Linked DNA regions of Homo sapiens: region 2 is linked to region 1. Evidence: read pairs that join two places in POLR2A ChIA-PET (ENCODE). Cell type or tissue: MCF 10A. All regions are shown on one strand. Links, peaks and the distances in the headings refer to the core of each region. The heading gives the core; the rest is flanking DNA. Region 1 has its middle 13 kb from the start of ACSL5. Region 2 overlaps ZDHHC6 (zDHHC palmitoyltransferase 6).

Evidence for each region. Peaks named below come from ENCODE experiments on the same cell type or tissue, not always from the same donor. Only the 100,000 strongest peaks of a DNase experiment are listed, where the experiment ranks them.
Region 2: POLR2A ChIA-PET joins it to region 1 with 17 read pairs; 12 of 35 experiments call an interaction of 5 or more read pairs at or near these places.

The regions. Positions count from the first base shown.
Region 1 is chr10:112,355,909-112,366,813 of GRCh38, forward strand. It overlaps the pseudogene GUCY2GP. Among named protein-coding and RNA genes, the nearest start is that of ACSL5, 13 kb to the right of the region's middle. In MCF 10A, for the core only: no CTCF peak of the experiment used is centred there; DNase peaks (open chromatin) are centred at 5,143, 6,173 and 7,123.
Region 2 is chr10:112,430,787-112,441,691 of GRCh38, forward strand. It overlaps ZDHHC6 (zDHHC palmitoyltransferase 6), which reads right to left. Exons shown (of 11, transcript NM_022494.3): 5 at 9,748-9,909; 6 at 7,550-7,603; 7 at 3,511-3,678; 8 at 2,454-2,495; 9 at 1,590-1,735; 10 at 1,454-1,500; 11 at 1-121. The coding sequence ends at 18. Among named protein-coding and RNA genes, the nearest start is that of ZDHHC6, 11 kb to the right of the region's middle. In MCF 10A, for the core only: a CTCF peak has its summit at 4,399 (motif pointing left); no DNase peak of the experiment used is centred there.

The sequences.
Region 1 (10,905 bases), core at 1,351-9,350:
GGCTGAGATGGAAGAATCGCTTAAACTTGGGAGGCAGAGGCTGCAGTGAGCCAAGATCATGCCACTGCACTCCAGCCTGGACAACAGAGCATTAAAAAAAAAAAGAAAGAAAGAAAGGCTTTCTTTAAAGAGAATGTTAACTCTTCTAATTACATAGACTAATTGCATCTCAAAAATGATATTCAAGATCTACACGGTTATTGTTATAATAATGTGATCCTTGTCAGGAGATTACTCAAATCTGTACCATCATCTTGAAGGCCACCCCTTCCAATGGAAACTTAAAGTTTCCAGAGGCTATATATACTCTACCTCAGCTGCTTCTGGGCATGCTGGTCCAAACAGGGCAGAAATCTGTTCGTTCTGGACCTGGTTGTTGAAAATAGCAAGAGACTCCTTGGTGCTGCAGGCTGAGTTGGTGTAAGTGGTGAAATTTCCAAGGTCCACTAGCTCTGAGTTGACCTTGTCCATGGCAATCTGGAGGCCTGCACCCAGCCTTTGCATGCTGAATGGATGGGAGATGTTCCAGGGGGTCTGGAAGCCTACGGTGAGTTTAGCAGCCTCAAGGCAAGTCACCAGCACACTGGCAAAGAGCATCAGAACTAGTGTTGGGTGCTCAGCATGACATTCAATCCCTGAACAGAGCCCAGACTCAATTGGGGCCTCAAGACATGGTTTGAGAGCCATGGATGGCATGTAACACCTGTGTCACTGCAGAACTGTGAGAGGCTCAGCCTCCTGATTACTCACGCCAGGAACTTACATGACAGTGTAGAGTTCCCCGAGGATCACAGCTTGCTTTCTATTCAGTGCCATTAATTAACCGAAACTCTCCCTTTTCTGAGTCTGTCTTAATACCATCTAGAAGCAGCAGCCTTGCAGAAGGAGGCCAAGGCAGCTAGTCAGCAGGGTCCTGGTGATTGATCCAGTGACATCCCTGACAAACTTCACATTCCTGGGCAAGTCACATGACCCCTCTGTCCCTCTCCACCGGTAAAATAAGAACCACAGAAATGACTCAAATGGAGTCAGATGGCCCGGGCTGGAATTCTGACTCCATCACACATTAGTTGAGTGACCTAGAACATATTACTTCCCCTTTCTATGCCTTAATCTCCTGCTCTGTAAAACAGGGATAAAACTGTAATAAGGTCTTCCGTGAAGTGATATGGTAAAGATTAAAAGAGATCATACAAGACTAGCCCTTGGCAAAATACCTGGGCAAAGAGAGCCAGTCCATCAGTATTAGATTTGACAATGGTGTTGATGATGATGATGATCCCAGTAATAGTGATAATAATTATCACTTCCTGATTCCATCTTCTAGGAAATTTTTATGAAATAAGTAAGCTTATGGCTATAAGGTTTACTGAAAGGTTGACACAGTCTGTATCCCTCACCCAGGCCTTTAGGGCGCTTGAGATTGGTTATTGATGCATGAAATACTAACCCTCCCTCTACACAGGTCAGGGCAAGGAGCTGGGGGCAGCTCTCAATTGTCTGAAATATCACAGGGATGACAGGACCCTTGAGAAGCCATTGCTACTGCCAAGTAAGATGGCCCAGCTATCAGCCAGGAAAATCCACATGAATATAAAGGGTTGAATTCCCACCTACTGTGGGCTTGCTTTCTGATTACTCTGGCAGGGAAGGGGCTGGCATCTCACGTTCATCTCAGTATTATGTGAGCACAGTCGACTCGCTATGAGTCTCAAGTCTTGATCTAAGGACCACCTACCTCAGTCTCTCCTGATGGTTAGAAATGAAGATTCCAGGGCTTCACTCCAGACCCTCTGAACCAGAATGTTTTGAGGTTGCTCTGGGAATCCATGTTTAACAGGTCCTCATATATCCCTAAGTACACTAAAGTATGAGAACCCCTGGCAGACTGAAGTGAGAAGAGGGAAAGAATAGCCAATAGCTATTCTCTACTTATCTTCCTTGAGGAGCAAGCCCCCAGGATGGAATTAAGGAGACTTAGCTTTGGCTATCTCAGAGGGCCATTTCTAAACCCATGGATTAGGGGAGTTGCTTTTCTCCAAACCAAATTCATCATAACTGCTTCTTCACTGACCTGCAGTTTCTCTGTCTCCTCTGCTAGGACGGCTTGGAGTCAATTTGCAAAATCATCTGAGTCCAAAAACTCACTGGAACCATAAGCAAAATCCCATGAATCATTTTTGGCTCAGATGCTTACATGATGTTGGACAAGTCAGTTAAATCTGTGCCTCAGTTTCCTGAAAGTCAAAATGAGCAGAGTAACACCCCTCCTGGAAGGATGCTATAAAGATACTGTGAGATTGCATGATTACTTAGAATGGTGCCTCACAATTATTAGGAATCAGTAAAGGAATTCTGTTAATAGATGTGTCATTGCACATGTCATGGTCTCAAAACTAGAACACTGGAAACAATATGTTATCTATGCACTTTTTGTTCCCTCCCCCACCTTCCATATGTATACTTTCTTTGATTTGTATTCCCACACTGGGTCATTTCTGATTCTTTGTGTTTACAGATTGTCTTTGTCCTGAGAATCTTTGAGCCAGGTGACTGTGTGTGTCTTTTTTGGATCCTAATATTCAGCACAGTATTAGGCCTCTAGACAAGCAAATTAATATTAATCATAACAAGTATAAGTATTTTGTATTCTTAAATGCTTACAAGTGAGCATGGTCAAAACCAGAAGAAAATACTGATGATGTTCAGTGTTGTTGGGAGTTTAAGAAACAGACATACACTGGCTGGTAGGAATGTTCATTAACAGCAGTTCTTCAATATGCACCAAACTTTAAGAATGTGTGCATATTGGACTCAAAACTCTAATTTGGGGGATTTATTACAAATAAATAAAATCATATGATCAGATTTAAACACAGTGTTATTTCTAACAGTCAAAATTTAGACACAAGCTTCATTGTCCAACAGAGAGACCAGGATAAATAACATGTAGTGAATTCATATGACTGAGTGGCATGCAATCACTAAAAATAATATTTTATATATGTAGAAATACATATAGATATATTATGTATATTTCTATATATATTATATATATATTTCTATATATTATTATATATATATTTCTATATATATATATATTCCTGGGGGCCCTGCTGAGTGATGACAGCAAATTTCTCTTCAGTTCGGGCTTACAGGTTCCTAATGGGAACATTCCTGAAGGTAGAGCACACCGTGTACTCACTATTCCAGAAATAAGAGCAAGTAAACGTGTCTGTGACCTGTCAGGGTGTGAACCGCAAACATAGATAAATATGTATCTATTTATCTATATAAATATGTATCTATATATATCTCTATACATATATATCTATATATAAATAGATATCTATCTATATATCTATATATAAATATATATATATTCTCTTAGAAAGATAGCCGCAGTGTATTGCTAACTGATGAAGCACATCATACAATAATATATATTAGTATTCCATTTTGTTTTTTTTTTCAAAAGGAAAGATTACATACAACAAACCACTAAAAGTGGCTCGCTCTGTGTCATAGGAATTAGGGGTGGTTTGTCCTTGCTTTGTTTATATTAATTTTCATTTTTTGTCTTAATCTCTTTGCAATAAGAAAGAAAAGTGAATATTTTAATTAAAAATAAACCCTACAGAATTGTACTTCTGAAGGATCAACACAGAAGGCTAAATTCATACTGCCTTAATCGCTCAGTTCAGGAGCACCCCACACTTACAGACACCTGGCTTACCTCCGTAGGCCCTAATTATTCTCTGCTGAGCTCAGCCCCTTCCATTTCTCCATTGCCCTCAGAGACAGAGATGCAGCGGTTCAGGTAATGGCCATTATGAGCTGGAAAAGCATTGCCATTGTTACTAGCCCAATTTGTGTGATGCCTTTGATTGGCTGGAATGGAAAGCCTGAGGTTAAAACCAGGTTGGGGGGCGGTGGGTGTTGTAAGGACTGTGGCTGCTGGAGGGGGCACACTGTCCTCTATTTTGCTCCCCAGCCCTCCTTCCTTCTAGGGGATTCTTAGGCCTAGAAGTTACCCTTATGATTAGGAGAGGCCATGCTATTTCATCGGATGGTGCTTTGGAACAGAAGTTGTCTGTGCGTGGCCAGCAGAGGTTCAAAGTGCAGCCCCCTCTGCCTGGGGTAACTCTTTAATTCCTTGCTACTTTGTCCCATCTCTGCTTCCTGAAGAGACTATTACCGAGGGAGGGTTCTTTCTGCCTGATTTGTGGCTTCCTCAATAGTGACCAGCCTAGTCTATAAACTAGATGCAAGGCCAGCTGTTCGGCGTCCTAGGTCAGATAAGATGAGCTGTATCCAGGATGGTGGGTTTTAGTAAAACCTCTAGCAACTTTCTAGCTCTCCTTCCTCCAGCTCCCTCTTTCTGCCTGCCTCCCTTCAATTTCTAAATCAGTGGCCTGATCAAGTTTAGGTGAAAAGTAAAGGTTTGGCATGTTTGGGCTCTACTTCTCCCCCAGGGAAAAGGTGAGAGGCAGAAAAAGGTGCTTGACCTAAGTGGAATGCAATGCGATGAGCCTGTGATCACACTGGGGGAGAGGCAAAGGGAGCACCTACCGGTGCATTCCTGGAAAAGGCTTCAGCAAGTCCGTAAGACTACCTGAGCGTCAGTTTCCTTATCTGTGAAATGGGAAAAAGGCAGAGGGCAGAGAGCTCTGACCTTACCAGCCTCCTGCCCTAAGATACTAGGCCTCTGGTGGATTCCTAACAAATGGAAGACAGTATTCCTGGGGGCCCTGCTGGGTGATGACAGCAAGGTTCTCTTCAGTTCGGGCTTACAGGTTCCTAACGGGGACATTCCTAAAGGTAGAGCACACCGCGTACTCACTATTCTAGAAATAAGAGCAAGTAAACATGGCTGTGACCTATCAGGGTGTGAACTGCAAACTTCCCCTTGTGTTCTCAGCTCTTACAAACAGCTATGGTGCCGGTTCTGAAGATGCAGCTTCTACTAAGCAAAAGTTTGAGGAGCCAGAGGAAAGCAGAGTTAAGATCAAACTGGAAGATCATGGCTCTTAGGGCTGCAACAAAACAAAATCCCCAGGATGCAAATCCTGTCAGTAATGATGCACACAGGCACCCACGACTCCTACAAAGCTGAGGATGAGGTGTGGCCTTGGCTGACTGACAAGAACGCTCTGGTCTTGTTTCTGAAAACGTTTGTGCCAAGAGAAGAAAATTCCTCCCTCCTGGAAGCCCTGCCTGTCTCCTCTGTGCTTCAGTCATCTGCTATTTATCCTGTGTGGCTGAAACAGACTTTCTCATACCTTTGTCCTAAAGGAATGAGTCTTTGACACCTGAACAAATTTGAGGCTTTAAGCAATACTTTAAACAACGAAGTGTTCTCCCAGATATCACTATAATCTCCGGGGTAGCAGGCTAGTCTGGCCTAAATGCCAGATTTCTGAATATTTATTTCACAGTCTCTGTTCCTACTATTTCGTAGTCTCTGCTCCTCCTCCTGCCCCCATTATGCCTTGGCATGAAGAGCAAAAACTTTCAGAGGTTGTGAGGAGGAGAAGCAACCACCTGCTCCAGGTACTCAGTATTCAAAGATACGGAATGACTAACAGTGATGCCATTAATTCCAAAGCCACTTTCCATAAAATTTTAGGTTTGCCAAGACACTTTTGCTGTCATAGTGTCCCAAACACTGAGCAAATAAAGAATGTGTCCTGGCCGGGAGCGGTGGCTCACGCCTGTAATCCCAGCACTTTGGGAAGCTGACGCAGGCAGATCACCTGAGGTCAGGAGTTTGAATCCAGCTTGGTCAACATGGTGAAACCACATCTCTACTAAAAACACAAAAATTAGCCAGGCATAGTGGCAGATGCCTGTAATCCCAGCTACTCAGGAGGCTGAGGCAGGAGAATCACTTGAAACCGGGAAGCAGAGGTTGCAGTGAGCAGAGATCATGCCAATGCACTCCAGCCTGGGCAACAGAGCAAGACTCCTCAAAAAAAAAAAAAAAAGAAAAAATATGTACTAATCCATCTTTCTCTGGTGATGACACACTCTTGACCCACAGAATGTTTCTCCATCTGTGTAAATTGGCGACCTTTGTGGCACTGGGCTTGGCATCTGGCAGCTTCTTTCTGGTGGATAGCCATACATCTAAAGTGAGACAGGATGTCCCTGACTCCTCCGCCCTCTCCAGTTTCTTGTCTGGAGAAACCAGGAGCCCTCCCACTTCCTGGCATTTCCTCTCTGCTCCTGGTAAAGGCTCTTGAGCCAAGCACGTGGTGTGTCTGTCCCCAGGCTGTGAGCCCAGGGAAAGAAAGCTTGCAAGGCAGAGGATAATATCCTTAAAGGCTTGAAAAGGAGGGAGGTGCTGACATCCCCCCAGAATACTGGTATTCCTATCTATGGCACAGGAACCCCGGCTTCTCCCACTACCTTCCTGTAGAAGGCAGTGTCGCAGAATGGCTGTAAGCACAGGTTTTGGAATGAGAAAAGCTGGCATGGACAAGTTATGTATTATCTGAACCCAATTTCCTCATTCGTAATTACTCTGACAACCTTTTGCAAGGATTAAATGAAGTAGTAAATGTAAAATACACAGCATAGTGCCTGGCATGTAACAATAGCCAGTAAGTGGTAGCAGTTTTATAATAAAGGTTTATTGCTCCAGGCAAAAGATCATAAAGTCTGTTGGATGGATTCTGTGTTGACCCTAAGGAACAAATTGCTGCTGCTGCAGAAACCAGAGGAACAGGTAAAAGATGTTGCTGGGACAGGTTTCTGAAGATGCCTGGATTTATAATTGCTAATATATACAGGCATATACATAGTTTTCAAGCATTACATGGGATGATGAAGCTCTGGCTGGTTTTTAGGGGGAAAAAAGTTCTCCCAGAACAATTACAACATGTTCATTGCTGCCACTGGGCAACACTACCTTTTGCTTATATTCTGTAGGCATTAAGTCAAAGGGCCTTTGGTTTCTTTGTCTTTTTTATTTTTTTTAGACTGAGTCTCACTCTGTCACCCAGGCTGGCGTGCAGTGGCGTGATCTTGGCTCACTGCAACCTCTGCCTTCCAGGTTCAAGCTATTCTCATGCCTCAGGCCAGGCTGGTCTCAAACTCCCGACCTCAAGTGACCCGCCAACCTTGGCCTCCTAAAATGCCGTGATTACTGGCGTGAGTCACCACGCCTGGCCAGGGCCTTTAGTTTCTAAATCAGCACTGTCCAAAAAAATAACACGAGTAACATATATTATTTAAAATTTTCTAGCACACACATTTAAAAAAGTAAAAATAGCAGTTAAGATTACTTATCAAGAGTATCCTAAATATTATAATTTCAACACATAATCAGTATTTTAAACATTGAGATTTTATGTTATTTTCTTTATACCACATCTGGAAAATTTGGTGTGTGTTTTATACTTAAACACCTCTCAATTTAGACTTGCCTCATTTCAACTGCTCAGTAGCCACGTGTAGTTAGTGGTTATAGTATTGAACAGTAAATTTTCACTCTGAGCCACCCTTTTAATCCCCTGGGAGATAGCGATGTTTCCTATGGGGTGTTGAAGGTTCTGGGAATTTCAACTTGACACCTCTCTCAGTGGCCTCAGTTCTGTCTATCTGATTCTTTAATGCTCTTTGGAAGCTCTTGCTGATAAAGGAACAAGCTGCCTACATCATGACACTGAGAATAATATTTATTCAGCATACTTAAAGCCTGAGATGGGGCCGGGCACGGTGTCTCACGCCCATAATCCCAGCACTTTGAGGGGCCGAGGCGGGCAGATCACCTGGTCAGGAGTTTGAGACTGGCCGGGCCAACATGGCGAAACCCCTTCCCTACTAAAAATACAAAAATTAGCCCGGTGTGGTGGCAGGTACCTGTAATCCCAGCTACTTGGGAGGCTCAGGTGGGAGAATCGCTTGGACCTGGAAGGCGGAAGTTGCGGTGAGCTGAGATCACACCACTGTACTCCTGCCTGGGCAACAGGGCGAGGCTCCACCTCAGGGGGATAAAAAAAAAAAAAAGGCTGAGATGGGGCTGTTCACGAGCACATCCCGAGGGTTGAGGGTGATCAGTGTCTACTGGCCCTTCCATGTGTCATGTGTCATGCCCCACCCATTGGAAAGCTCAAATCTAAGGCTGAAAGGCAATTTGCTTTGGGTGTGTGGTTCAAGAAAGGGGAGGGGTGCCTGGGGTTGGGGGAGCTTTTTATTGTAATCTGGGCAAACAACATTCTTGTCAGCCAAGTGCTCACACTTGGGTAACACTTTCTTCCCACGAAGAGTAAGCACGTGTTCTCAAGAGCATGCATGCCCAAGCAATTGATATCAGCAGCTACAGTTAAGAGAAAGAGTTGCTGCCATCGCTGAGCTGTGGGGTCAGCTTCTTCCTCATACCCTGTGATGTTCCCATGGTGCAGGGTTCACTACAGGGCCCAGAATGGAGCTGTGAGCCCTTGCCGCATAGCAGACGGCTAAGAAGAAAGAGCTAGGGGGTCGCACAGCTGGGACCCGTGGAGCATTGGCCCCTCCAGTGAAGTGAAGCAAGGCTCTGAGTTGGTAATGGGCTCTGCAGCAGGCAGGATGTCCAGGCTGCTAGGGACCCCTTCTCGAGGGGGCCGGACCCTTGGCATCCGGTCCACATGTCTGGTATTGGGTCTGGCTTCCTGTAGGGCAATGGGTCTTAGTTTTCTTTGAGAGACCAGTAAAAATTCTGAAAAGAAACGCATATATAAACACACCAGTTTGCTAGGGGGTCTTGGAACGGATGGTACGCAGTCACAGATATGTGCTTGGGCTCTAGACTCAAGACCACCTAAGCTCAAAATCTGACTCTGAGACTCAGCCAACTGTTAGCTGTGTACCTTGGAGGTTTAATTAGGCTACCCCCTAGCTCTTTCTTCTTAGCCGTCTGCTATGCAGCAAGGGCTCACAGCTCCATTCCGGGCCCTGTAGTGAACCCTGCACCATGGGAACTTCATGGGGCATGAGGAAGAAGCTGACCCCACAGCTCAGCGATGGCAGCAACTCTTTCTCTTAACTGTGTTACTTGGCCTCTCTTAGATTTTCCTCTCCTTCTAAATAGCAATAAAAACTTCCATAGGGCTGCTGTGTGATTAAATGCGATAGTACTTAAATGTAGTGTTGCCACCACGCGGTAGGAGCTCAGTGATGTTCGCCATCATGAAGGCCTTCAGAGAGGATCTGGCATGAAAAACTTGAATCACTGCCCTGTAAGTTGTACTTTGAGTGTCATTAGCCTTTTGAAATATCAGATAACCAGGGAAAGGGCGAACATGAATTTCTGTGGCTGATTATGACACCCTGGTTATGAGTTAAGGGACTTCGCTCCTTCCTTCTCATATCTCAGTACACAGATAAACTTCAGAGTCAACTCTGCCATGTGGGAAGCTAAAGGTCAGTGCAACACAGCTCTGTTTTTGCCCACTGCATGCCATCACAACCTCTGCCCTGCTATTCAGCTAACTCCAGGAAGGGACATCTCCCCTCTTTCTTTGTGATCCATCATTGTGAAGTTAACAAGAATAGATCCAGCCCATAGCTCTAGGTCTTTGCTTCTCTTGCCTGTTGAGTCATGTTGTTTGACTTGAAAAGGCTTGACGTAGAGGTCAAAACAGCCTAAGATCCTTCCTAAATAAGTGTTTCGCGTGCTTCACATGTCCCAGCTACTGCAGACATCATGAGCTTTCCCTTTTCTCTCTGGTCCTCACATTTCTTCTTTGCCCTCACCAAAAATGCTTATGGTAAGCATTATTTTGTGACTGTTCCATCATCTTAATCCAGTGAAATATTCTAAAACAAAAGATCTAGAGGTTTAAGATGAATCTTCTAGATTCTGAGGTCAGAGGTTATATTAAAAGGAGAAATCTGGGGCCGGGCATGGTGGCTCACATCTGTAATCCCAGCACTTTGGGAGGCCGAGGCGTGTGGATCACTTGAGGTCAGGAGTTCAAGACCAGCCTGGCCAACGTGGTGAAACCCTGTCTCTACTAAAAATACAACAACAAAACAAAATTAGCTGGGTGTGATGGCAGGTGCCTGTAATCCCAGCTACTCGAGAGGCTGAGGCAGGAGAATTGCTTGAACCCAGGAAGCAGAGGTTGCAGTGAGCCAAGATTGTGCCACTGTACGCCAGCCTGGGCAACAGAGCGAGACCCTGTCTCAAAAAAAAGGACTTCATTAGGTTCAGTGGTCTCTGGAATCTGGACATATTCACTAAGACCTTTAAGTAACATTTGGTTGCTCTGCCTGACTCGTCTCAACCTGCTGTGAAATCTGCTTTGCAACCAGCTGTGCTTCCTAAAGAAAGGCAGATTTTCAGAGACAAGCTGCAAATCACTTGGCTTTGCAAAATCGCCTGAAATTATTAAAAAATAACACTTGGCCCCACCACCGTCATCACTCTGTTACCAAGCTATAGGATCTTGGGAAGGGATGTCATTTCTCTGAGCTTCTATTTTTCTTGTCTGTACAAATCATAACTACCTTCCAAGTGTATTGTGAGGGTCAAATGAAGTGTTTGTCACAGGACCTGGCTCCCAGCAGCCACTGGAAGTTTGGATGTTGAAAGTATTGTTCCCACTCAGACCTCACAGGTTTGCTAAGAGGCAAACTAGAAGCATTTTATAAACCGGGAGGAGCTATGTGAATGCATGATGGCACTATGTAAAGTTAGTCTGCTTATATTGTCTGTCTTTCTCTGCTTTCTAAAACATGGGGGGCTGGGTGCGGTGGCTCACACCTGTAATCCCAACACTTTGGGAAGCCAAGTCAGGCAGATCACTTGAGGTCAGGAGTTCAAGACCAGCCTGGCCAACACGGTAAAACTCCATCTCTACTAAAAATACACAAAAATAATAATAATTTAGCCAGGCATGGTGGCAGGTGCTTGTAATC
Region 2 (10,905 bases), core at 909-8,908, 74 kb after region 1:
TTTTGTTTTAACAGCAGCTATCTATTTTTCTTCTCCCCCTCTGGGGCTTGATCTGTTTCAGCATCACAGGGACACTTTTCCACACATTTTCTAGGGAACCAACCCCTTATTCTTGAAACACCTGAGGGAGAAAATGAAATTGAGGTGAAATAGTCTGATGGATGACAGTGACATTACTGAAAGCAGTAAGTCCTATTACTTCAAATTAATAAGCTTGTAGTTAGACTTTTATTCCCCACTTTGCTATCTATTATAAGCACAGTTTGAAGGGGAAAAAAATAAGATTTTTAAATGTTCATAACAAGCTAGGAACAGGTATTTCCCAAATTTGATGATCCCGAATAGGGACTAATGTGGTTAAAGACAGCTCCTAACTAGAGTCAGGGGGAACTCGGTATGGGTGTTTACTTATATGTGTATGATCAGGAAAGGTGTTTTTGGCACACCATCACACTGTCTTTTCCAGGGAACTATCTTCTTGTAGTCTTTGTAAATTTCCTTTTTAGACTTTTTCTAACATATATATTTCTTTCTTTTTTTTTTTTGAGATGGAGTCTTGCTCTGTCACCTAGGCTGTAGTGCAGTGGCACGATCTCAGATTACTGCAACCTCTGCCTCCCGGGTTCAAGCAATTCTCCTGCCTCAGCCTCTGGAGCAGCTGGGATTACAGGCACACACCACCATGCCCGGCTAATTTTTGTATTTTTAGTAGAGATAGGGTTTCACCATGTTGGCCAGGCTGATCTTGAACTCCTGACCTCAGGTGATCCATCTGCCTTGGTCTCCCAAAGTCCTGGGATTACAGGCATGAGTCACCACACCTGGCCTAACATATACATTTCTATATCACGGCCGTCATAAGAGGTTAATTTATGATTAACCCCAACTATTTTTTAAAGAACATCCCGAGCTAATCTTTACTTTAAAAAGAAACAATTATAAAACTTAAGAAAAAAAAAAACACAAAGTTTCAATCTACTGGTTTTTATAACAACTTAAGAGAAATGCTCAAAGTGGGGGCAGCAAATAGTACAGGGGTTTGGTGCATAGAATCTGGAGTCAGACTGCTTGGGGTTAAGCCCTAGCTCCATCTGTTTTCAGTGCATAGCTATGGGCAAGTTGCCTCTCTGTGCTTCAGTTCCCTCAATCAAATATAAATAATAGTGCCTACCTCCGAAGTATTTTGGGGACTTCTACACCTTAAGGGTAGCACTTATACAAGTACTTTTCGCATAGTTATGAGCTCAAATGTTAGCTATCATTAAAAAGACCTGAAAAATACAAGAGCTATAGAGAAATATATAAGGAAGTTCCTTTTGTTGCTTAGTGATATACCCTTCTATGCAGTTCCCCTAATGCATTAGGCATGATTGGTTTATAAAAGTTATTCTTGTAAAATTTGGAATTATTGCTAATAGTCTTGTCCTTTAAACATGCCCTTCCATTTCCATACCTTCTATAAAGGAATCATCAAGAATTTTGTCTCCATATAACCAGTATCTGAAATATTTAAAAGATGAAAATTAATTTTTTAGGCTAGATATTAATTTTGTCCTTGAAGAAGAAATGCAGTACTTCCTATTACTTACCGTAAACCTCTTGTGGCTAAAATGAATTCCCCTTTTTGCAGCTGTATTCGAGGCTCTTCGGTGCAGGGACTTGTGAAGAAGGTTTTGATTCCTTTATTCAGAGGGCAGCAGGCACCACTATAATCTTCTATTACTTTATAGCGAACCTGTCGTCAGTGATCAGAAGAAACCTTTAAATATTCACCCATGATATCTGAGTTTTAAGTCTGAATTTCAAATTTTAAAGCAAGATCCAAAATATCCAGTGACAAGCCTTCTAGTTCCCCTTCTAGGGGAACCTCCCAGTTCCCCATCCACCTAGTTCCCTGGGAGGCAACTAATGTTTCTAGTTCTCAAGGCTTTTCTTACTCCTCTTTTCAAGCCCATAGCTAAGAATTAGAGTTAGAGCAGGGCTAAGAACATTCTGCCATGATGGAAATGTTCTGTATGTGTAGTATCCAATGCAGCAGCACTTGACACATGTAGCTACTGAGTGAGCACTTACAATGTAGTGAATGCAAACAAGAAACTGAATTTTTAAATTGATTTAATTTTAACAAATTTAAATAAAACAGCCACATGTGGCTGGTGGCCATCATATCCAACAACATAGTTGTAAGGATAGGTTTCACATTAAGGAGCTGTATTGAGGATAATTATTTTCCTATGTTGGCAATATAAATGGACTAAATTCCTCCCAACCTCTAGTCCCAATTATTTAAATAAAAACAAAAGTTAACTGCATCAAATTTCAACAAATGTATTAAGGAATACTATTTAATAAAGGCCAACAATTGGTTTCTAGTCAGTCAATTAAAAAAACTGTATGGAAGTACAGAGCCTAACAAAAGAAAAAAAAATTACCACTGCAAAAGAAGTACTTACACTTCTGACTCTCTTATCTGCTTTTTGTTTCAACTGTTCTATCTGTTTGGAAGAAATAAAAAGAAAAAAATGAAGTCTCTTGTCTCAATGTTGAAAAATCGCCTTTCCTCATCAACTGTCAGAGTGATATGGCAAAACCCCAATTTTCCAGCATTTCAAGTTGCTGATAATTTAAAGGCCACAGGTTGTTTTAGCATGGAAAAAAAGGCCCTATGCTAAGAACCAGAGGCTGAGAGTGAGGTTTTCTTCTCGCTATTCACTCTCTAATGTCCTCATCTGTGTATATTCCTAGAGTGCTTACTGTGGCCCAGGGATCAGGGAGTATATTCTCCGCCCTCATGAAGCTTCTCAGGTGAAAACACTGAGATTCACTGATTCTGTAGAGACATGGCAGACAAACTACAAATGAATAATGAAGAACATTTAATAATGAAGTTGAATGAATAAAAGTCATCATAACTTAATTTGACATAGCTACTATTAAATAGCACTATATTAGATATAATAGGAGAAATAAAGATAACTCATGATCTCTGTCCTAGAATCTTATGAAGTTACAGATATAAGATAGCAGAATTAAATAAAAATATGAGACTTCATGAGCTACCATAGAGTAGTATGTGATTAAATGTCACATTCAGATGAGTCTATGGGGGTAGGTTAGACTTTATGGAAGAGGTAAGACTGGAACGAGTCTTAATAATTTTAGATAGAGTGGAGGTCATATAAGATGGAAAAAATTGTGGGCAAAGTTGGGTGACAGGAATGTATAAGGAATTCATATGCTACTGTAAGTTGGAAGGTAATTTTTGGCCAGATTTCATAAAACTATGTTAAGGGATCAGGACTTTATCTCACAGGTATAGAGAATTAAGGAGATATTGAAATAAAGGGAGATACATGATACAAGGAGTGCTTTAGAATTATTAGATTCATTTTGACATAGTGAAAACATTCATATTACTTATTTTACTACAAAATGTCACTTGAGTTGAGGGGGAGTTAAGGGAAAGAAGGCGAGGCAAAAAGGAAGGGCTATTTGAACAAAAATACTCACTGTTAAGCTGTATTGGTGACAGCCTTCTCTTACTGGCCACTCAAGTCCATCTCCTTCAGGGACCCCTGACCACGTAAATACCTGTTTAAAGTTCCTCCATCTACTTCCCATATCATATGGAAAAACAAAGACTTCATCTAGTTGATAATACTGAATTCGATCTTTAGCCTGTGGGTAACAAAGATATAAGATGGCAGGTGCCTCTGTCTAAGTGGCCTGCAGTAATATGTTATTGAGAACACTTATTTCTCAAGTTTCTAACATTCATAAAAATACTTCCTCCTTGCTGTAATATTAGTGTACATGGAAGCAATAGACAACTTCATCACAATATAGGAAGAACTTGATATAGAACACCAGCCTTGTATGTGATTACCTAGGAAATATCTGACAGGGTTTCTTTAGGAATAAGCACTCATAAAGGCTTATTAAAAGTTAGCTAACTTTATCTCATACATAAAAAGTCCTCAATGCTCCTAGTTGTTCAGCAATACAAAACAATTCAGGTATATAGAAGGGATGCAGATAAACAGATTCAGGAGAAAGGTAAAGGTTTATTCAGGATGGAACCGTTTTATTCAAGATAGAACTGTTTTGTGGGGTGCACCAGAATGTAACAGTTGTATCAGAGGGTAACAGTTATATCCTGGGTGGCAGTGATGCCCATGGGAATGACCAGGAAAGGTGTAACAGGAGAGCTGTTTTATGAAAAACATTTTTTAAAGCTAGCAGATATATACAGGAGATCTTCTTTCTTTTTTTATACTATCACACATGTACACATAACTCATTTATATATGCATTTATATGTACATGTTATGCATGTACATAACTATTCAGCTTGCATATATTCCAGGCATTTAAACTGTTAGCTTTAACTTGAGGAAATAAATTGGCTTTGGATTTCTTAAGTTCCACTGACACCTAGTGGTACAAAGATACATTATTTATTTTAACAATAAGTATACAAATCCCTTCAAATTTGTTGTATATAGTGTCTGGTAATTTCTATACATTTCCTATAAATTTAATATGGTCATTTGTTTGAATTTTTTACTCAGCAATAAAGTGCCCGTTCTGAAATAATTTCTAGTCTATGGCCATACCATTCAGCATACTCAATCTCATCTGAGGTAATTTCTAAATGTAGCATGGCGGTTTATAAGCAGCCTTGGTCATCCACAAAAACAAACAAAAAAATGTTAATCTAATGTCAATATATTTATTATGCTTATTAGAAATGATACTTTGAAATATTTGATTATCAGGGGACAATGTTTTATGGAAAATGTTGCAATTATTTGTTGAGTGATATTAAAGTTAACTATTTACTAAAATAATTATTAAGCTATAATGCATATGAATCTATTAAGTTATATAAATCCATCCTCCCCAGAAAGTAAAGAATAATTTCATTTTCTTTTTTATAAACACAGCTTCAGAGTCTTCAAAATGGACTGAATTTCAAAGAAAAGAGTTCTAGGCTATTTACAAAGAAAAACTGGTAAATATAAGAGAATTTATAAAATGACTAAGACATGTCTTTGCCTAACAGAAACACTCAATGAAGTTAGGATTCTATCAATATTGTGTGTTAAAAGGTGATGAAGGGGTGTGGTAGATGCTATGGGAAAAGGGAACAAAGGAAACAAAAAGTACTTAGCCAAGTCTAGGGAGTATCCAGGAAGGGTCCTTGGGAGAAACAATACCTTAACTAAGTCTTGAGAAGCAAGAAATCAGGCAAAAAGAGAGGGAAGAGCATTCTAGGCAGAGGGAACAACATGTGCAAGGATACAGAAGCATAAGATGTACAAACTATGAGTAATTTAGTATCAAGTGTGAGACAGGGTAGAGAAGGGTAGGAAATTAGGCTGGAGAAGTAGATAAAAAGAAGTCCGCCAGGTGCAGTGGCTCACGCCTGTAATCCCAGCACTTTGGGAGGCCAAGGCGGGTGGATTACTTGAGGTGAGGAGTTTGAGACCAGCCTGGCCAACATGGTGAAAGCCTGTCTCTACTAAAAATACAAAACTTAGCTGGGCATGGTGGCATACACCTTGTAATCCCAGCTACTTGGGAGGCTAAGGCAGGAGAATCACTTGAACCCAGGAAGTGGAGGTTGCAGCGAGCCAAGATTGTGCCACTGCACTCCAGCCTGGGCAACAGAGCGAGACTCCGTCGCCAGAAAACAAAAAAAGAAGTCATAAAAGGTCTTACTTATGTAGAAGCTAAGAAGCTCAGACTTCAACCTGTACATCAGTGGTTCTCAAAGCATGCTTTATAGATCACTTTGAGTATTCAGGACTTTTTCTTGCTGGTCAGCAAGGCCAAGCTATTTTCATAATAATACTGAAATGTTATTTGTCTTTTTGTTGCATTGACATTTGCAATGGTGAATAAAACTGTTGGCATCTTAGCAAAAACCAAGGCAGTGGCACCAAACTGTGTTGGTAGTCATTATGAGCAATTCCATGTAAGAATGTCCTTGATGAAGCAGTAAAAATTGTTTTTAAATATTAAATCTCAACTCTCAAGGAGATGTCCTTTATTTTTAACAGTCTGTGTGACAAAATGAGAAGTATACATAAAGCGTGCCCAAGTAGAATGATCATCTCAAGGAAAATAGTTGTTAAGCTGTAAGCTAACAAAAGCTGTAGAGCCAGCTTTTTTAATGTAACACTATTCTTATTTGAAAGAATGAGTAATATAGCAAACTAAGGTTATTCAGACTTCAGGACTTGGTGAACATTTTCTCAAAAACGAACAGTCAGGCAGTCACTTCAAGGGAAATGACTGACAGTATGGGTTAATAGTAAAAAATTAAGGCTTTCAAATGTATACTAGAATTACAAAAAAAAAAACCTTGTATCTACCACTGTGAGCCTGACAGCTTTCCAATACTTAAGGATTTTTTCTCATAAAAATGATATATTGATATACGTGAATGCAATTTTGGGATATTGTATAATGAAAGGTGTTTAACGTTTGCAAAATCTACATAACACAGTAAACTAGTATTTGCCAAATGACCGATGCCTGATGTTACATAAAACCACATACTGGTAAAAGATTAATTCAAAGAGCAAGATAGACTGATGAGTTTTAAAATAAAAAGGTATAAAAATCTTATTGATAAGAAATATCACTTGTCAAGTTTTCAATGTAATACGGAAGAACATCCACTATTATCATGTAAAAGGCCTATTAAAATATTCTATCCTTTTCTACCTACTTATCTGTGTGAGGCTAGATCTTCACATACTTCAATCGAAGCAACATATCTCAACAGACTGAATGCAGAAGTGAGAATCCAACCATCTTCTCTTAAGTCAAAGATACTAAAGAGATTTGTAAAGATATAAAACGATGCTATTCTTCTCCCTATTTTGTAATTTGGAAATTGTGAATATTCCCCTGTGGCAACAATCAGCTTGGTCTGCCAGGCAATTCTTTGGTATACAGGCTTGCTCCCCTTCATGGACGTTATCTGCCCAGACCCTGCAGGTATTTGGGTTTCAACCCCTGCCACAGGAATGGTGAGGCTCTGAGAAGTTTTAAACACAGAGCAGGGTAGTCAGATTTGTGTTTCATGCTAGAATCACAATGGACAGTATGAAGTATTGGACATTGTGAGGTCTGTGACAAGCAAAATGTTAGGAGCTTCATTGAATGTCTAAAACACTGAGAAAAACCTGATGGCAGTTTGGTAGGGTGGAAGCTCCTTTCCAAATGGGCTGCTTTCTCCTCTAGTCTAAGAGACAACAAACAGATGGTTTGACGTGTGGCTTAGGCCTCTGCGACCACTCAGGGTGTATGAGAAGCACCTTTCTGTGGGAGTTACAGAATGAACAAAAATGTTTCCTATATTCACCTTTTATGTGGCATGCAAATGACTTACGGTAGCCATTTGGCAGCCATGTTTTCACTTTTAGGCACTTTTCGTTAATCCGGTCTAATAACAGACTTTATTAATATTCAGGACTTTACCAGTCCTTTATTAATATACTTTTTTAATATTGAAGAAACAATTATTAAAATTTACCTTCTCTTCAATCCATGACTCAATAGAAGTTTTGTTTCTGAGAATTATTTTCATCTGGAAATTAAATGATAGTAAAATTTAATAATGCGACCTTGGTTCCTTTAAGATTATCATATTCATAATTCTCTGAGATAGCTTTTATTACTCCATTCCATAGACAAAGATACCAAGGATAACAGAGGTTAAGTACCACAATTACCATGTCATCCGTCTGACTCCAAAGTCCTTGTTCTTAACTACTGCACCACGGTACCTCTCCGTAACAATGATTACACCCATCCATAATCAAATCTGAATCTAGTATGTTAATCAAACTTTATGTCATAAGTACTATTTTCAGAGCAAGGTTTAATAAAACATTGATATAATCCATTTAATCAGTGCTTACTTATAATTTGCTATTAAAATCTTTTATCACTATTTTTAACTAACTTTAAATTTACGATTAATCTATTTATGAGAAGTAACAGTGACTCATTTCAGTCAACCTCAATATTTCACTTGCCTTAAAAATAATGAATGTATTCAGTCTTTATTCTATTATTTGATTTTCCTAGATATGACTGATTCCACATATATAGGCTTTTATATTATAGGATCTTAGTTTATTTCTAATATGATTCTAAATTAGAGGCATTGGGGAAAATTTTTCAAAGAATTTGGTCCCAGGCTAGTAGACGATAATAAAGTATAAACAAAACCAGATTATTTTAAAACCAAGAGTTCCCTTAAAGTCTGGCTGTGCCTTCAGAGAGACAGTGTAGTATGTTAGAAACAGCCTTGGTGGAGGCTGCAATAAGCCGAGATCGTGCCATTGCACTCCAGCCTGGGCCAACAGAGCCAGGCTCTGTCACAAACAAACAAACAAACAAACAACAATAAAAAAATAAACAGCCTTGGCCCAGGAGTCCTCATCATATTCCAAGGGCCTAGCATAATACCTGGCCCACAGTAGGCCTTCAATGAATGAATGAATGAATTACGTGAATGCAATAAGTCATAAGAATGGTTTTTGGGCCGGGCACAGTGGCTCACACCTGTAATCCCAGCACTTTGGGAGGCTGAGGTGGGTGGATCACAAGGTCAGGAGTTCAAGACCAGCCTGGCCAAGATGGTGAAACCCCGTCTCCACTAAAAACACAAAAATTAACCGGGTGTGGTGGCAGGTACCTGTAATCCCAGCTACTTGGCAGGCTGAGGCAGAGAACTGCTTAAACCCGGAAGGCGGAGGTTGCAGTGAGCTGAGTTCACGCCATTGTTCTCTAGCCTGGGTGACAGAGTGAGACTCCGTCTAAAAAAAAAAAAAAAAAAAAAAAAAAAAAAAAAAAAAAAAAGAATGAAAAAGAATGGTTTTTGGTCCCTTCAGAGCCAGGTCCTCCTCCTCTGTGTTCTCATAGCACTGTGCACATAAATCTATGATGTACATATGGCCCTGTATTAGTTAACTGTTTAATATTAACTGTCAGTTCCTAAGGGCAGCTACCTCTTCATTATCATTTATGCAGCCTTAGAAATTAGCAAAGTGATTCATCAGAGTAGGCTTTAAATAGCATCTTTATCATAGGGCTGTTATGGAGATTAAATGAGCTAATACATGTAAAGTGCCTAAAACAGTGCCTTACACATAATAAGTGCTCAATAAATGTTAGCTATATTATGATTACTATTATTAAATATATACTATTATAAAATAACATTAGTGTTTACCAAGTACATGAATGGGTGACATTGGGTAAGTCACTTAACCTTTTTGAGAATCAATGAATTAATCATCTGTCGGGAAGGGAAAATGTTTACCAAGTACATGAATGGGTGACATTGGGTAAGTCACTTAACCTTTTTGAGAATCAATGAATTAATCACGTGTTGGGAAGGGAAAACAGTAAGACTCCTCTATTGGGGTGGATGTGAAGAGCAAGAGAGACTGTACAGGTGAGAAGAGCTCTCTCAATTCTGAAGTGCTCCAGAACTTACCTAACTTGAAGTTAGCATTTTAAAAACTAAATCAATACCTAGAAATTCTGGCAAAATTAAATCAAAATTATCTGACGAATACAAAGGAGATTAGTTACCTAAATGAAATAAGCAAAAATAATTTCCATTTCATACTGGACACTTAAATACAGGCTTTGTCTCTTTCTTGTGCAATCAGTCCCAACAACTTGACACTTTTGACTTGAGGTAATTGAGATGCTTACCTGGATAAAAAACAACATCCCAACAGCTATGGTTGTTCCTAAAGCTAATCCCAAGGCAAACAAGGTGGTAGCAAATGCAGCTAATCCAAATGGAACAATTGGAAGAGGATCTCTCCGGGCTGCACTCATGTCGATCTTCACTGTGTTCCACCCAAAGGAGAGCTATCGCAGCAACAATAGCACACGCACAAAATGTTTGGTTATGGTAACTGGTCAGACTCTACTGTGACACGTAAAACAACTTGATCAAAGAGATAACAACGTGGCCCTGTGGCCAACGCAAACACAGCTATTTTTATTTTATTTTATTTATTTATTATTTATTTATTTGAGACGGAGTCTCACTCTGTCGCCCAGGCTGGAGTGCAGTGGCACGATCTCGACTCACTGCAACCTCCACCTCCCAGGTTCAAGCAATTCTCCTGCCTCAGCCTCCCGAGTAGCTGGGACTACAGGCATGTGCCATCACACCCGGCTTATTTTTTATATTTTTAGTAGAGACAGGTGTCACCAGATTGGCCAGGCTGGTCTTGAACTCCTGACCTTGTGACCCACACCGCCTCAGCCTCCCAAAGTGCTAGGATTACAGGCGTGAGCCACTGAGCTGGGCCAGCTATTTTTAATTAATATAGTAATGAGCTCGGACCGATGTGCAGGATATCATTCTTAGTTTTCTCAAATGTTACTTTTTGTTGTTGTTGTTTCCTCAGAAAGTGTCAAGGAGACCTTACCAACATTAACATACATAAACAACACTAGACACTAATCTAAACCAGAACTATGTCTTTTCTCTTCTCTTGCTATTCTACATCGCAGTATTCTTCCACAGTGACAAGTGCTGCCTAGGATTCAGTTGTTTCTTCCCTCATGTTTTACAAATGGTGATGAAGAACTGATAAAATGCAGGCCAAATATGGCCACAGATGTGTGCTGCCTGGCCTGCATAATGTTTCAACATTCAGAATTAGGTGCCAACATTTAAAAATCAAGAGATTTCACATAAAAATCCAGATTTTCAGATTTTTCTGGGCTAGAATTTCCAAACACCACAAGCTAGCAGATCAAATATGGGCTGTCCCCTCCCCAAAGGACAGACTCTCCAGTTTGGCAGTCCCATCAGGTGTGTCTCTCGTTTACTTTCAAGGCCTGTTTAGGGAG